Linked DNA regions of Mus musculus: region 2 is linked to region 1. The links are chromatin contacts, found by Hi-C or POLR2A ChIA-PET in ENCODE. All regions are on one chromosome and are shown on one strand. Each heading gives the region's core, a stretch centred on a gene start or an enhancer-like site at or near the end of the contact. The rest is flanking DNA. Distances are from core to core; before and after follow the strand shown. Region 1 holds the start of Acbd3 (acyl-Coenzyme A binding domain containing 3). Region 2 overlaps 2900024J01Rik (a long non-coding RNA gene).

What was found. Hi-C counts contacts between places; a loop is a spot of excess contacts on that map. ChIA-PET counts read pairs that join two places held with the same protein, here RNA polymerase II (POLR2A).
Region 2: POLR2A ChIA-PET joins it to region 1 with 14 read pairs in embryonic stem cell. The contact joins the enhancer-like site here to the promoter of Acbd3 in region 1. A Hi-C loop is called at or near these places in 2 of 37 maps with a recorded cell type or tissue (Patski and heart). POLR2A ChIA-PET finds 5 or more read pairs at or near these places in 3 of 5 experiments (Patski and embryonic stem cell).

The regions. Positions count from the first base shown.
Region 1 is chr1:180,723,382-180,728,664 of GRCm38, reverse strand. Acbd3 (acyl-Coenzyme A binding domain containing 3) reads right to left here and starts at 2,622. Exons shown (of 8, transcript NM_133225.3): 1 at 2,287-2,622. The coding sequence starts at 2,563.
Region 2 is chr1:180,791,600-180,797,106 of GRCm38, reverse strand. It overlaps 2900024J01Rik (a long non-coding RNA gene), which reads right to left. Exons shown (of 3, transcript XR_373751.4): 3 at 4,478-5,481. Among named protein-coding and RNA genes, the nearest start is that of 2900024J01Rik, 16 kb to the right of the region's middle. Within about 2 kb of position 2,891, at least 1 of the 3 ENCODE cell types and tissues checked has a DNase peak (open chromatin) inside an H3K27ac peak, as active enhancers do; it is heart, where a contact is called at or near this core.

The DNA of each region.
Region 1 (5,283 bases), core at 1,373-3,872:
CGCACACATACACACCAGAAAAAACAAAGCAGCCTTGTTGGATCCACCCCGGGTTCTATTAATTCTGCTTTTATATGCTTTTCTCTCTTTGAATTAGTGCCTGATATACTTACAGCAGCCTCTCACTGTTATTGCCAAGTAATAATCCACACAGAAAAGTGCCTGAACAGCTTTGAGCATTTAGGAACTGAGCAAACTATCCCCATTGATGCACTTCCTTCTGTAAGGTGACTAATCAATATGGGTTCTCCAAAGACTCTTGCCACTCAGAAGGCAATTTAAAATAATCTGTTTAAATAATTAAATTTTAAATGTGAGTCCAGTGTTACATAATCCAGCTTCTCTATGTAGAGCTTGATTCTCGCAGTTAAATTTCTAGGAATTTATATAGCAACAATAATTTAGAATGAGGCTCCTGACCCACAATGCTAAATTTGCTGCCCGTTACACAATTTTTTAAGTTAGTTAATCAGTTTGTTTAGGTTTTTGTTAACTGTTGTTTTAAGACAGGCTCTTGCTATGTAGCTTTGGCTGTCCCAGAATTGTGCTGGCCTGGCTGGCCTCGAATTCACAGAGATCCACCTGCCTCTGCCTGCCTAGTTCTGGGATTAAGTGTGAGACACCATCTCAGTGTTTTCTTCTCTTTACGAAGATACTGCTATTTTCAAAATAGATGGGCTCAGATGAAATACCTCTCCACTCCCTTTGTTTCCCATGCAGCAAAATCAAAGATTAGAATAGAAGTTGGTTCTTTCTGGCTCTGGAGCCATATCTCATTGGTAAAGAATGCACAATGCTCTTCCCAAGGACCCTAGTTCAATTCTCAATACCCAAGTCAGGCAGTTCAGAACTTCCTGTGACTCCAGCCCCAGGAGATCCAACACTTCTGGTCTCCTGGGGGACCCACATTGACACTGATACATACACACTCACTCACTCACAAAAATTAAAAATTCTTAAAAAATAAAAAAGAGAGAGAGAGTTAAAGTTGGTTTGTCCCTGTTTCTTGCAGCTTATGTTATTAAAATGCAAGTTCCAAAAATTAACTTTTAAGGGCAAGCACTGCTATGTGAACTGTACAGAAACCAGTGGATTCGCATTTATTTACGACAAACTCTAAAATCAAATCGGCGACTCAAGAGTTAAAGTGATCCTAAACTCATTACCACACAGGAAAGGCTGAACTCCTCCAGCCATGGCAAAGAACAGCTCAAGGGTAAACTTTAAAATACTATGAATTTAGAGTAACCATTTATTGTTCTGGAAAGTTTCATAGAATCTCACCTAGTTTGCACAATGAAAGTTGATTTAAAAATAAAACTACCTTCACACGGGTCACTACAGTGAACAACTCAACTTTAGCTGGTGAACTAGGCAATCCGAAAGCCCTAACTCTGGGAAGCTTGTCATAAATATGGGGTTCTAGAATGCAGGTGGAACCTAGCAACCCCTTTAAAGTTTCATTTGCCCTTATCTTGCTTTGTTTTCCCACGCAAGAACCTAAATAGCCTTTAAGAATCAGACTATGAGTCAAGCTCTTTCCCACTGACCAAATCTTGTGACTGTTACCTCCAGTATTAACTAGAGAAGAAAAAAGGCAGGAAATCACCGCACATCACAATTTTGTTTTAAGAAACAGTAGAGAGAGAGAGAGAGAGAGAGAGAGAGAGAGAGAGAACGAGAACTTCGCGCTTTAGTCTTCATCATTCACTTCCATGGTAGAATTTCCTAGCCACTTAGAAGTTACTAGAACACAGTGGCCATCACTTACTCACTCAGGCAAAAGGGAATAAATGAACTTAGTATTTTACTTCATCCTTCGCCACATCCCTATCGCCTAATGATCATGTCCCACACACGCTCACGGTTTACAAGGCTAGAAAAGGGATGTGTGGGACCCAATACAATTTTCTTCCACTAAGATAGTTTTTTTTTCTCTCTTTAAAAATCGCTTCGATGTTGTCGTGAGCCGTGAAAAACCGATACATAACAAAAAGGCGAAATCCATCCCAGAATAGGAGCCCCGGGGAGCGCGCGCTCCTGTCCACTCTAGCTCGTGGAAACCAGAAAACTTAAACCAGGTGGAACGCCCCAGCAACTAGGCGACACGGGCTGCTAAACCAGGGTTCTAGGTCTCTCAGGGGTGTGACCAGGGGCCGGACCGGCAGTGACAAACTCTCGGTGCCACCAAGGACGGACCGGCGCTCCGGTCACCCCGGCCTAGCTCGGGTGGGTGGGGCAGGCATGGCCGGCCCGCAGTCCCGCAGGGGCGAGTGACCCGCTCACTTTTGTAGAAGCGCAGCGCCAGGCCGTAAAGCTCCTCCAGGCCAAAGCCCCAGTGCTGCTCCATCCGCCGCGCCTCCTCGGCCGCGCCCTCAGCCGCCGCCTCCCCGGGCTCCCGCTGCTGCCCCGAGGCGCCGGAGCCCAGTCCATTCCCCGGGGCCGAGGACGGCGGCGTCTGCGGCGGGGCCCCCTCCGCGCCGGGCCTCTCCTCCGAGTCCGGGCTCAGCGTGAGACCGTCGAGCGACACCTCGAGCTGCTCTACGTTCAGCTGCGCCGCCATCTCCGCTCGCAGCGCCTCCTCGGCGGGGACAGGCGGCGGCCACGTATCGACTTCCTGCTGACCTCTCACCTCCGCTCGCCGACACCGGAACTTCCGCCGCCAAGGCGGCTGGGGTTTGAAAGCGCCGGGTGCCCCGCCCCCGAGCGTGTGGGCCACGCCCTCCCGTGCCCTCGGCTTGCTGGGGACCTCACGCCCCTCTCGGAGAGAGGCTCACCCCACCGCCGTGGCCGTCCCAGGGAGCCGGGACGTCCCGTGGGGTTCGTGGCGGTCCGCGTTGGTCGGGGGTGTGTGAGGTGAACCCCAAGCAGCGGTGTTGGGGGTGGCTGCTGGTCGCGTCCGACCCTGCAGGGGACAACTGCAGAGACATCTGTGCAGAGTCGCTGTTGGGAAGTTGCAGGCCAGTTACGGAGTCTCTTGCAACTGCCAGACGGTCAGAGCAACTGCCGTCTTCATTTTAAAGTAGAAATCAGGCTTTCGTCCCCTGCAGTGTTTGTCCTCTCCCTTAATTTATGTTCGTTCTCCTAAGGGAGGGAACGGTTGACTATTTTATTTTTTGCTATGTAGCTCAGGCTGACTTTGAACTCACTCGTTAGCTCAGGTTGCCCTTGGTCCTCCTGCCTTAATCTCCCGAGGGCTTTGACTACATGTGCAAGCCATCAGGACTAGCAATAAGGACAGCATGAGGCCAATTCAGCTATCCATGCCACGAAAGTGTAGGACCAGAAGACAGAATCTCTGCAGTGTCGGGTATAAGAAAGTAGGAGGTAGTTAAGGAGAAACAGCCAGAGTACATAGCACTCTCCTTTCTGTTTGCTTTTGTTTTTTTTGAGACATGGTTGTAAGCTACATAGCCCTGGCTGTCCTGTCACTATGAAGGTCAGACCAGACTAGCCTCAAACTCATAGAAACCCACCTCCCTCTGTTCTCGAGTGCTGTATTCTGGGATTTTTGGTTCCGTAGCAGAGTCTTCCAATTCATTAAAAGTGAAAAATTGTAAGATTTTCATGCATACACTGGGCAAGCACTCCAGCTTAGGGCTCTTTCATTGAGCTGAATGAATGGATGAAAGCACACTTCAATTACATACAGTATCAGTTCAGCTCAACATGATTTAAGGACTACCTTGTATATCATATACTATGGAAAATACAAAGGACAGTAGTCGTGTCCTACCCCTCGGCATCATGGTCCAGGAGGTGAGTCCGTGCCAGAGCACAATAGTATGGCCAGGCTGCTGGAAGGTACCTTCTGCCTCAGCACCTGTGAGCGGGTTCCCTAGCTTCTGTTTCCTCTTGGTTTGTTGAAAACACTGGAGTCATGAAACTATGTGTTAATATGTGTTTCAAGAGGCTGTGACATCACCAGAGAGCCTACTAACCCATCTTGAAGTTTCTGTCACCTCTGTATAGTGTCAACATGGGACCCAAGACTTCAATACATGGCCTTTGGGGGGCATTCCATTCCCAAAGTACAGTAGTGTGTAAAGCAAAATGTAAAGGAGTTGGGGAGGATTGCACACCTGTAATCCCAGTGCTTGGGAGGCAGAGGCAGGCAGATCTTTGAGTTCAAAGCCAGCCTGATCTATAAAATGAGTTCCAGAACAGCAGGGCTGCACAGAGGAACCTGTCTTGAAACAAAACAAAACAAAACAAAACAAAACAAAACAAAACAAAACAAAAAATCAGAAAGGCTTTGCTGGCTGGTAGTTTTTAATAAAATGTGACCACCATTATGTGCAACATTAAAATATACAAGAGCCCTTACCCTAAGGGGAGCTCACAGGGTAGAGTGTGTCCCTGGAGTTGACTAGAACAATTGGTATCTACTTTAAATCTGAACTGTTTGGTAGCCTGTTAAAATCTGGAATTTTAATGTCATATCATCAGGTTTCTGGCTTACCTTAAAATGAAGCAATCTACTGGCTATGGGCCTAATGCTGGTGGTTAATGATATTAGCTGGTGTTATGCAGGTTTTAAGATGTGCCCTAAGTTCACAGCCATTTACTGTCTTATGTGACAGAGACTGTCCAAGCTGTTATCACGGGTCACATGACAAGATTGATTGCTGTAGTTATCTGTCTGGTCACTTCTCTTAGGCTGCTTCTGCACTCTAACTACATACCACAGCCTGGGTGGTTTATAACTAACAGCTCTTTGTTTCTGACAGTTATTACAGCTGAGATGCTCAAGATCAAAACACTGGTTGTTTTGAAGTCTGGTTGGTGTGTAGCAGCTTCCTCTTAAGATTAAAACAGTCTGTCCTACAGGAAGCTCCTTAAGCAGGGAGGCAAACAACTCAAAATAGCTTCAGGAAGTTTCTGAAACTGACCAGATTCAATAGATCCCTCTGGTCAGAGTAATTCACCTCAGATCAAAAGAGAGCTGAGCTAAGAAGGAGACTTTGAGACCAGATCAGCTGCCTGGAATAAGCAGACCAGCAGCCCTGCCTGGAAGACATTTAGACCAACTGCTGCACCTGGAAGGACCCTCTTTAACTGTTGAGCTGCCTGCAGCCTATGCAGTGAGCTTCAGGTTCCCAGTCTTGTGAGCTGTCACCCATGCTAGGGTCAGCCTTAGAGATGCAAGTGTCATTTCTGCTCTGTAAGAACCCCTCACCTATATTCCTATAAGCAACTCCAATAAAACTCATAGTTCACCAAGTTGGATTTGGGTGGTATCTGTGCTTTGGTTTGTTGTGGGATCCCAATCTGGGGTGAGTA
Region 2 (5,507 bases), core at 1,642-4,141, 68 kb before region 1:
TGTGTCAGTACACGAAGAGCAGGAAGGAGGACCAGATGGGAAACCATTTAGTAAGCTAAATGTGCAGTGACAGAGCGCACTGGACTTAGTGGTGGCAACCTGGATGTTCTTGAAAGATAGGATGGCGAGGACCTGGTGGATGTAGTGGCTGTGACTCTGCCTGAGAAAAGAGGGTCAGTGGTGCCAGGGACTGGGGTCTGAGTGGCTACAGGGAAGATGTTACTGAATGGAACAAGAGGCAAAGCAAGTCAGGCACTGGGAGGTGTAGGGAACCACAAGGATCAGATCCTCAGGCCACAGCTCCCACAGGGAACTTAGGCTGTGGTCCAGTGGTATTTATTTCCATTTCAGACATGAAAGGAGAAGGTGTGGGTTTGCCCTGTGTTTCATCAGTGCCCAGCCCGTGTCTCAGGTAGGTCCGTGTTTGAGGGGGTTGTTTCACTGAGATACAGTCCTACTGTGGAGCCCAGGCTGGCCTTCTGATCTTCCTGCTTCAAGTCCTGAAACTTCAGGTGGGTACCGGTGAGTCCTGCTGTCCCTGGACAGAACGACCCTGTTTCCCTGTTAAACTCCTGAGCTCCATTCCTTCATAGTCAACAGTGTTTGGTCTGAGGAGATTTCAGGCTTTGAGCAGAAAACTGTCAGACTATTGAAATTGTGACCATAACCAGAGCATTTTACCTACACTCTTGCTTTAAGAGGTGTGTGTGTGTGTGTGTGTGTTTTTCTTGAGATAGTCTGGGTATGACTTCAGTCTCAAAAGTCCCATGAGCTCACTGGTCATAGCCTATAAAAACAGCATGAGGAAATGGAGTCAGGAGGACCAGAAATTCAAGGTCATCTTTGTTTCTACATATCAAGTTTGAGAGTACCTGAACTTCATGAAAACATGCTGTCCCCCACCCCTCACCCCCACCATGGAATAGGGCTAGTGAAAAGGTTAAGATTAGTAGTGGGTAAAATATTTGCCACCAAACCTGAATACCTGAGTTTCATCCTCGGAACCCACAAGTTGGAAGGAACAATAAAGAGAAACAGTCATAAATCACTGTTATCAAGGATATATAGTAAGCTTGTTTCAGAAATATTAAGTTGCACAAAGAAGAGTTCGGTTGAAGCTGCACTCAAGGGTGACTGAGTAAGCTACCCAGATGTGTTAGCAACTGTAGGAAGGGAAAGTTTTACTTCTGACGTATTAAAGATGCTGACTGTTCATTTTGCTCACTTGCTGGCGTAGTAGCTCAAACTTTTAATTGGAGCCAGGACCCAGGAGGCAGAAGCAGACAGGTCTCTGAGTTCCAGGCCAGTCTGATCTACAGAATAAGTTCCAGGCCAGCCAGAGCTACATAGTGAAACCCTGCCTCAAAAAAACAAACAGTTGGGTGTGGTCTCAGCCAGGTGGGATGAGTTGGTTAACAGCAGCCTAGCGAAAGCAGCCCTAGTCTGTCCTGGGATAATTAGGACAATATTTGTACATTGTAAATCATCCCATTCGTCCAAACAACCAAAAGGGGAATTTCTGTCTCTGTGAAAGATGTAATTGGTCAAAATGTAACGTAGGGCCATGGATCTATACAAAATGCCAGGAGTTAGGTTCAGGGCTGGTCCCCCTTGGTGCCTTGGTGGGAACCAGTCCTACATTGCTACTCTAGGTGCTGGGGTGACTTCAAAGTTGTCCTTGAATTCCACGTGTCCTTAAAAGGAATGAGGGGATGAACAAATAAATGTAACCCCCCCACACACACACACACACAGGGTTTCTCTGTGTAGCCCTGGCTGTCCTGGAACTCACTCTGCAGACCAGGCTGGCCCTGAACTCAGAAATTTGCCTGCCTCTGCCTCCCAAGTGCTGGGATTAAAGGTGTGAGCCTCCACTGATGGCTAAATGTAACTTTTTATTTTATTTGTTTGTTTATTGGTTTTTTGAGACAGAGTTTCTTTTTGTATCCTAGGATGGCCTGGAACTCGGTCTGTAGACCAGGCTAGCCTTACTGTGTGTGTGTGTGTGTGTATATATATATATATATATGTGTGTGTGTGTGTGTGTGTGTGTGTGTGTGTGTGTGTGTATTATGTCAGTGGTGGTGCAGGCCTTTAATCCCAGCACTTCTGAGGATTAATTATGCAGAGGAAGACAGATCTCTATGAGTTTGAAGCCAGCCTGGTTTACAGAGTGAGACCAGGTCAGACAGGGCTACACAGAAAAAAACCCCATCTGGAAAAACCGACTTAAGAAATTAAACAAACAAAAACAAACAAAAAACCTAACTGGGCTGGAGGAATGCCCCAATGGGTAAGAGTACTTCCAGAGGACTTGGGTTCAGTTCCCAATACCCTCATGACAGCTCACAACTGTCTGTAACTGTAATTCTAGTTCCAGGAGCTCTGACAGTCTCACACAGACATACATACAGACAAGGCGCCAAGGCACATAAAATAAAAATTATGAGAATGTATAAAAAATCTACTTGAGTCTGATTCTGAGGAGGGAAGGGAGGGAAGGAAGGAGGGGAAGAGAGAAGTGGCTAGGATTTCATTTGTCACTAGCTTCAGCGTGAAGTCCACAGGTCCGAGGTATGCCAGGCTTGGCTGACCCAAGCACCATTGACCCTGAGGCAGCACCAAGGCAACCACGCTGGCTCCAGGCTGGCCAGCAGATGGCTGCTCATCAGCTCCTTCCCGCAAATCCCGGTCGCTGCGTGGTGTGTCGGAAGGCTAATCCTGCGGGTGCCCTGACCTCAGCCCTGACTCCGGTCCCCCATCGCTCCAGTGCATCCCTATAAGCCACGCCTCCCTGGAGCTGGCTCTTCCCGCTCCTCCTCCGTGCCGGTGACGCCCCCAAGCTCCCTCGGGCCCCCTCTGCTGTGTCCTGGGGACCGGTGCAAACTGGTTCTCCGGGTGGATTTGTACCCTCCGGAAGGAGCGGAGCTGGGCCCCGTCCCTAGTCTTTTGTGCCTGGAGAACGGGTCTGGGTCATTAAACCACTCAGCGAAAACGCCCTCTCCTCCAAAACCCCCGGGACTTGGGTGACATGTTGCGTGCAGTCTACGCCTGACTATATGCCCTTCTAGCTTTAGGTTTGTCTCCATGGGTCCCCTGCAAGGAGCTGAGAGACTGGTAATCTAGCTGACTCTTGGGAGGCCCCAAAGTAGGGATGGAGTCTAGGAGTTTTCACACCTGATGAAGCTGGCTAGGCTAATACTGTGGCCTCAAGAGGTTACAAGTCTGCGGATCCCGACAGGAAAAGGTCAGTCGTAGCAGATTGCCCCAAAGTCATCAATTCTGAGGTAACCGTGGGGCCTGAAGAGCTGAGTCAGTAGAAGAGGGAATTCTAAGCGTCCCGCCCCGGGGGGAGGAGCTAGGTCTTAGGAACACCAAAGATAGGTAACTTAAATAACTTTTCGCGCAACTGTTGTTGACTTGGACAGTCACGAGATGGGGCTACTTCCCTTTGGGACTGTTTAGCTTCTATTGGATGGGGAGGGGCCCCCAGAAGGCTGACGGGAAGGCATCCTACACACAAATGTCACAATGACGCATTACTTTGACCCTCTGCTCTACCCTAGGCCCTGTCCCCATGGTGTTTGCTCTGTGTTTGAGACCGGGTCCCCTATGTTATCCACCCCTTGAGTCCCAGACCCATATATGTTGGCCATATTACCATCTCCTTTCAGAGACCCGTTCTGCCTTGTAAGACAGAGCCTCATTCAAAGCATTGGTGCCCAGTAAGCACCTGGCTGCTTATCCCTTCTTTCCATTAGGTCAGCTGCTCCTGGGCAATCAGCTGCTCCTGTGTATGGGATTAAACCAGGTCAGGCCATTTCTACTCTGTGAAAAGCAGAGTCCTTATTCTGAGGCAATACTGTGTGGAGAACAGCGGTGGTGATGAGGTGCTGTGCGGCTGAAACACTGAGGGCAAGGAAAGCATCCCCCGAACCCACAAAGGACAAATCTCTGTCCTTAGCATGATGGAAAGAATCCAGTGTGGTCAGCTTGCACTCGGTGGCTGGCTAGGTTCCTGGCTGGGTAGCAATGTGGGCTGAACATTGGTCTCTGCTGTTGGCCAATCTACTGCTACTAAGCAGTAGATGCCAGTTAAGTTCAGTCATCCCTGTGCTGTCATATGTATAACTGCCACCCTTTCTGCCATGATCACTGCCATATGGACCCACTGAGCAAACACTGGGGTGGCTGGAAAGAGACCAGTTCACTTCCACAGGTTGGCAGGAATTCTCTTTGGAAGTGGTTTAAATGTGTCGCCCTGACAGATTTTGCATTAAAAGGGTGATACTGGGAGATGAGACCTTGAAGAAATAGGACTAAGTAGATTTTAAGTAAGATTTAAGAGGGGGCTGGGGGAGGTGTGCCTTTTAAAAGTGTGTTCCTCTCTTGTTCCTAGCTGTGAGGTAGGGGTACCCACCATAGTATGCTGCCTTGCCCCAGCTCAAAAGAAACACCCAAAACCTGAGCCCAGATAAACCTTTCTCCTTGTTTATTTATCTATATAGTGCTCTGTTTGCATGTATTCCTGCATGCCAGAATTGGGCATCAGACCCCAGTATAGATGGGTTCGACCCACCACATGGTTGCTGGGAGTTGAACTCAGAACCTCTCAAGAAGCAGTCAGTGCTCTTAACCTCTGAGCCATCGATCCCCCTACCTTTCTTCTTTTGAACCTAATTGTCTCGGGCATTTATTTTATTTTATTTTATTTTTTCAGTGCTGACTCATAAACACCTGTGACACAATTTCCTTCTTCCCATTCTGTGCCTATCTGGAGCGCTCCGGTCACACACATCCTCTGTCCTGAGGCCTGGTGGTCACCTGACAGCAGTGGTTTTCCTCCCTCACTGGCCAGCCGAGTCATTGTAGATCCCTGCCTCCGTCCGTCTCTCAGTTGAGGCCAAGTACACAAATACACGCGCGCCTCTTGATGCTCTGCCCACTGCAAGACATTCTGTTACCCAAGTTATGCAGGTCCTCCTGGAGTGGGCTGAGGGCTTCAGCTGCCCACTTTCTGTTGGTGCCAGCATATCCTGCAGTGCCATCTGTAAGCCAGGCTTGAATTCATTCCTTCTCAGCCAATTGATCCCAAGGAGCAACCTCGGAGGTCCCAGGAAGAGTCAGTGAAGCAAGAGCCGCCATGGAAGGCATCTAGGCCACCTGCTCACACGGCTTACCTGGGCCTTCTGCACCTGCCAGTGCAGATCTCTCATGTGCCATCTCCACAGGGTGACAGACTGCTGCTGTCAGTGAGTGAGAGGCCATGCATGCAGGACCCACCGGCTGCCTGATGAAGACCCACAGCCACGAATTGATGGCCATCTGCAAACACGCCACACACTTGTCCTCTAGCCCTGGAGGCGTGGGCTGCGTCGTTCTCAGTAGAGCTTGCCTAAGCTGTATCCAGTGACTCCACTTAAGTGGTGTTGAATCAGCTGCGTCACAGGGCCAAGTGAAGCCGTAAGGACTGCTACATTCCTATAATTCCAGCATGAAAGAGGTTG